Linked DNA regions of Homo sapiens: region 1 is linked to region 2. Evidence: chromatin loops called from intact Hi-C (ENCODE). Cell type or tissue: PC-9. All regions are shown on one strand. Each heading gives the region's core, and the rest is flanking DNA. Links, peaks and the distances in the headings are about the cores only.

What was found. A loop is a pair of places that touch in the nucleus more often than their neighbours do. Peaks named below come from ENCODE experiments on the same cell type or tissue, not always from the same donor. Only the 100,000 strongest peaks of a DNase experiment are listed, where the experiment ranks them.
Region 1: a loop joins it to region 2, with 16 times the contacts of the local background. A loop is called at or near these places in 11 of 110 quality-filtered maps.

Annotation. Positions count from the first base shown.
Region 1 is chr7:108,145,001-108,147,913 of GRCh38, forward strand. NRCAM (neuronal cell adhesion molecule) reads right to left here. Exons shown (of 33, transcript NM_001037132.4): 33 at 2,649-2,913. Among named protein-coding and RNA genes, the nearest start is that of LAMB4, 16 kb to the left of the region's middle. In PC-9, for the core only: CTCF peaks have their summits at 1,404 (motif pointing left) and 1,608; a DNase peak (open chromatin) is centred at 1,401.
Region 2 is chr7:107,462,076-107,464,988 of GRCh38, forward strand. The region is part of intron 6 of COG5 (component of oligomeric golgi complex 5); the gene reads right to left. Among named protein-coding and RNA genes, the nearest start is that of GPR22, 6.5 kb to the right of the region's middle. In PC-9, for the core only: a CTCF peak has its summit at 1,243; a DNase peak (open chromatin) is centred at 1,256; H3K27ac peaks cover 935 bases.

The DNA.
Region 1 (2,913 bases), core at 197-2,696, 680 kb after region 2:
TCTGTCTGCTCACACCAGCCTCCAGCCTACATAAGAACAGGAACTACATCTGGTTTTGCTCATCGTGTATCTTCCCAAATTAGCAAAATACTTGGGTCTAGAAGGTGCTCAGATTTGTGTGTGTGTGTGTGTGGGTTTGTTATTAAGAACCATAAGATCTAAGCAGAAAGATACCTTTGAAAACATCTGCTATCTGTCATTTTCAAGTCGAAAAAGCAGAGGCTTGGAGACGTGGGAGATTAGGGGGTTCATTTATATACTGTCACACAGCTAGTTGATGGCAGAGCTGGAATCTGAATCTGTTCCCACCCTCCAGGGAGGCTGGTTGACACTAAGGGGTCATTTTCCTGCCTGGTGCCGTTTCGGCCAATAGAACCAAACCAAGCTTGGTAAAGCAGAGCAGAAACTTTGTTAATAAAGAAATGGAGAAGGGAAGCTCATACTCAAAGCACCTTCTTGCAACGGGGGAGGGGGAGGTGGTGGTGGGGGAAGGAGGGGGGCGGGTAAAGGGGGATGTTAAGAGCTCTTAGGGCAGGTAGGTGGAGACTGGGGCGGGATTCCTGAAAAAAGGTGGGTTCTTCCAGGAGGCGCTACAGTGTGCACAGTCTTGTCTTTTGTACTTGGCACTTTTTGTGCCTAGCAAGGTACATTTCTGGCCCCTGGGCAGAGGTCTTAGCATGGTAATGAAGCAAGAATTCAGGTCGGGGCAGTACTGCTGAGCTACTTCATGGTTACTGGCATCCGGCCTTCCTCTCTGTAAGCAAGCGCAGATGCGAGCACAGGTTAATTTCACAGGTTTGGGGGCTTCCTGAAGTAATTGGGGTTATGTTGCTATGACAAATCCCCATCTCTTTCCGGTCCAGTGAATTTTCCACCTCCACCTAGGAACTATTTATTTATTTAGTATAAATATTCAAGTAGTAGTCTCTCCCTCTCTTGCTTTTTTTTTTTTTTTTTTTTAGTGAAAAGAGCTGTGCTTAAACTGTGCTTTTTTGGGGGGTGCTATACCATCACAAAACATCAAACCATTGGCAGATAAAATAGCATACTCTGGAGAAGAGGGAGATGCCATTTTAATGACGTGCCTCTCCTCATCCCTACCGACTTGCAGCCGTGATAGGGATGCTTAGTAGGACCCAGGAGGCACACTCCTCCTTCCTCTCCCAATACCGAACCTCCCGGGCCACAATCATTAAGAGGAAGAAGCTTAACAAGGCTCACAGGGACACATGCTTCCTCCCTGGATGCTGTGGACTCGTCAGAGAAAGCTGCAAATCCCATTTTCCCCTGTTGCAGCAGGCAATCATTTTTTGCATGATCAGATCACAAGCTGATTATCAAAACTGGTTTGCACTGTGTCCAGAGGCCACTTTTTCCTGCAAGCAGGTTTCTCTCACACTGCATAGAGCAGGGGAGCCCTCTGGTGGTAATCTGTAGGAAAATTTCCTGAGCGGGAGGGATTTGCTTAATTTGGGTAAGAATTCTTCATATTCTTTTCCCTTGCCTCCATAAGCCTTTTCCAAAATTGCGGGGCGCGGTGGCTCATACCTCTAATCCCAGCACTTTGGGAGGCCAAGGTGGGTAGGTCACTTGAGGTCAAGAGTTTGAGACCAGCCTGGCCAACATGGCAAAACCCCTGTCTCTACTAAAAATACAAAAATTAGCCGGGCATGGTGGCACACACCTGTAATCCCAGTTACTTGGGAGGCTGAGACACGAGAATTGCTTGAACCAACCCAGGAGGCAGAGGCTGCAGTGAGTGCCTCTGCTCTCCAGCCTGGGTGAGAGAATGAGACTCTGTCTCAAAACAAAACAAAATCAGCCATTAGAGGTAAACCAGGCCTGTTGTAAGCCATCTGAACAAGAAAGTTCATACCATCAATGGACCAATGCTTTTTGGGGTCAAGATTGCATTTCTCCAGACCCTTTTTGCTAAAGAGCCCCAGGACTGATGATGAGGACAAAGCTATGGACTGTGAATTTGGCGGACGTTGTAGAGGGGAGGAGAGGCCCTGAAGTGCTGTTCTGAAGTGAGTGACAGACATGCCCTCCAGGTGGAAACACCAAGCTCTACATAGCACTTTAAGGTTCACTTATATAACATGTGATGCAAATCACCATGGAGGAGGGCAGCTCTGAGCCAGCAGGAGGTCTTGTCAGTGTGATGCTGGGACTAGGGGGCTGGAGAATAAGGGGCAGGTGGTGGAACATGGGAACACGCCAGGGCTTGGCTGTTTGCCAGAGGGTTTGAGAAGATTAGAAGCATGGGGGTGGAGAGAAGGGAGAGGGTGACATACATTCGATACCTGTAGTGTCCCTCTTCAGACAGGAGAGTTAAGAAATCTAAGTCGCCTGTGATTCGGGAGGGCAGAGTCCAGGCAAGCAGAAGAGAAGCGCCGGGCCCAGGCAGACACCAGGAGCCAGGCTTTGGGAAAGGAGGCACCACCTGATTTCTTGAACTTTTCTCAAAAGGCTGGGAATATCTAGTCCTGTTTTTCATTCAAATGTTTTTGATATGTCCTATTAGATCTGTTTTATATTTTGTTTTAATTTTCTCTGCATAGAACAGCCTTTTGAAAGTAAAAAATAAAATTTTTCACCATTTTAAAACATTAGGCAATATATGTTTGAAAAAGTTAAAAGTCACAAAGAGATCAAGACTGTTTAATAGTTACTTTTTTGAGGGAAATCCAGTCACATTTGCCTGTACCATTACATACACCATTACTTGGACATTCACACTCAATTGGGAACATAAATTACAAAAGAGAGAGGAACTTTTAAAACCACATTTAATTTTTAATACCAAATCTGTTGCACTATTACAGAAGTGACCCTTTCATGCACAGATAAATTTCGCATCTACCAGTATGGAAGAGGAAAAAATGTAGTTTTATTGTTCTCCCAAAATAT
Region 2 (2,913 bases), core at 174-2,673:
CAAATGATCTACAAATAGAAACTTCTTGAACTCATCAGAGTGCTGCAGTTACTGGGAAACTAACCAATCCAAATTCTAATGAAAGGCAGGACACATGGGACGTGAGCACTTGAGTACCTGGGGAAGACAATACTAGACACCAGTAAGAATAATTCAGTCAAAACCGTTAATGAATTGCTAAAGGCTAAGTGTGTGTTCACAAGAAAATATAGAAGCCAGAGGATCTACAGACACAAAGGGAATTCATACCCATTCATGGACTTTTGCAAAGATCTCACCAGATGTTCACAGGCATACACAAAAAGACTGAGTGTATGGTGAAAGGCCTGACAAAGCATTTCTCATGGTGCAGGCTTGAGGGAAGCATGAAGCCACTGAGGGAAAGCATGAAGTCCAGGCTGGATCCTTTCTACCATCTTTAATATGGGGGGTAAGGGGTCAGAGGGGAGCCTTAAACCCCAGAGGGAAAGGCAACAACCCCAATATGCTTTGAGCACTGTTGAAAACACATTAGAACTAGGAGAAGAAAAATGCCTAAAAAAAAAAAAAAAAAAACTTTAGCCATGAAGGAGGAAAAGGAATTCATCCTACAAGTGGAAGCAGGGGTGGGACACTGATTGAAGTCCCTATTCCCAAAAACCAGGACACAATGATTGCCCAGACTATTATAGTGGATTTATTACCATATCTGATACAATAACGAATCCAGGTAGAAATGATGGCAATCTGGGAGGTACAGGTTTGAGTAAGCCAGACTGTCTGACTGGCAACTATAATTTGTTTTCACAATTTGCAGTCCCAAAGAAAAGTTGTTTTAAATCTGTTAGTCTTCTAACAGCAGACCTGAAGGTTAGGCTATTGGCAACAGGCCAGGAGCCAGTAAAAATATAAAAAGGTTAATCAAGGGGCATATTGGTCAAAGCTATAAGAATGGAGTGATGGAACACACTCTCACTTTTCTGTAGCTGGCACTGACCCTGAACAACTGCATCAGCTTTTAATTGGGCTGAACTGTAAGTGAAACAGGCCCAGGTATTTATAAGAAATTCCTTAAATCCAGGGCCGTAATGAGTCAATTGCTTTGCTTCAGGTGGCAAAGTGAGAAATAAGCTTTTCCCCAAAAGGGGTAGGTTCTACTTCATGGAACGCCAAAATGATACTAAGGCCAGGTCAGCTGCATCCCTTTTCAAAGCTGTATCTGCCTTTTCAAAAGAGATGCACTTGGTAGCTGGGTCAGGCAGGTGGCACTGCTGTACTGGGAAATGGTTGAGTTCTCCAGCAGTCATGGAGCCTTTAACCAAAGTTGTGATTTTCTTTTCTTCCCTCCTGGGATGATACATTATTTTTGCTGAATCACCCAGGGAGGGGAAAGGGGACAGGGGAACACCTCTTTACATGCAGCAGCCCATGAATAGGAGAATCTCCTCTAAATCTGTAAGTATTCATAGTGTAAGAACATAAAATTATCAATACTAATTATACATTTAGCAGAGGAACCCAAAACAATAGTACACTGAATAGGCCCAGAGGCTCCATCTACATTTTAGCTTTTTAAAATTTGAGTGTTTTACCCCCTGTAGGAACACAGACCAAGGAATTTAACATATGCACAAAAGGGACTACAGCCATAGCTGCCAGGAGACTACATTATTTCCTAACCAGGAGCATGGGGAAGACAAGGTAGCGGGGAAAATCTATTCTGCAGAGGACTGTGGTGGTGGGAAGGCTTTTCTTCTGCTTTGGTTTCTCACTCCAGGGTGACGCTGTGCTCCTGGAAGTGCTTGGGCCTAGGGGTCTCTAATTTGCCCCTGTGCATGCTGCTAGAACTCCACCCTGCAGTCCTCAGTGCCTTCAGCCTACCTTGACACCTACTGTGCTTTTTTCCCACAGGACCACGTAGGATGGCGAATTGAGCATCTCTATTCAACAGAGCTAAAAAAAAGTCTGAATTTCTCTCCCTCCCTAAGGTTCCCTACCATATTTGGCTTTTATCTTAAGCAGCTGAGGTTAGAATAGAGGGGGTAGAGAAAAATGGGAGTCCACAAAGTAAAAGAGCAGCTATGTACCAGTCAGCAAGACTGCATTTACATTCAATTTCAAGTGGCTGCCCACTCAGACTCCACAAATGAACTTATAATATACTTAGTCTACCCAAAGCTCCACATCCTCATTGCTGACATCTTTTATGTTAGCTCTCAGAAGCCCTTCATTCAGCAGCTACAGCCATACTGCCTTTTGCCTTAGGGCCCTGAGGCTTGCTGTTTTGTTGATATAATAATAATTTTTCCTCCTCCAGCCTAGAGAGTGAGCAATAACCAAGGCACTATTTGAGAAGCTTCATTCATTTCCACCCCTCACTGCTTAGCCTCAAAAAATTCATTAACAGGCAGGTCGTTAGGAGACTCTTACTCTGTACTACTACCCCACCACTTAAACAAGAGCATTCGCTACTGGTCTCATATCCTCTAAACCAGCCCATAAGAGCCCTGTCATTTCTCTTTCAGGAAACCTTATCTCTGTCAACATCATATGCTTGTAGCCAAAAATGTCAAAAATTGTTTAGGGTCTGGGATTCTACCCTATTTATAAGCTGTGAAGCTAGCCTGTTACTGTTTCATGGATGCTAACATAAGATGTAAGATGCCTGGGTCCGAACCAAAGAACTGTATTACCCATGATGCAGCAAGCAGTATGAGCATGATATCAGTGAAAATTCACCTTGCCCTCCAAGTCCCTGGCAAAGGGACTGTGGATGCTCTGTATACTACGGGTTTTTTCACAGCTGAAGAGCACTGAGCTTGGGAAAGTTGCCATTTTTATAACAAAGAAAAGCAAGTCTGCTTGCATTCTATTTGTCTAGGGTGTCATTACTTCATTCCTCAAGGTTGCTAGCTACAACCCCTTCCTGAGAAA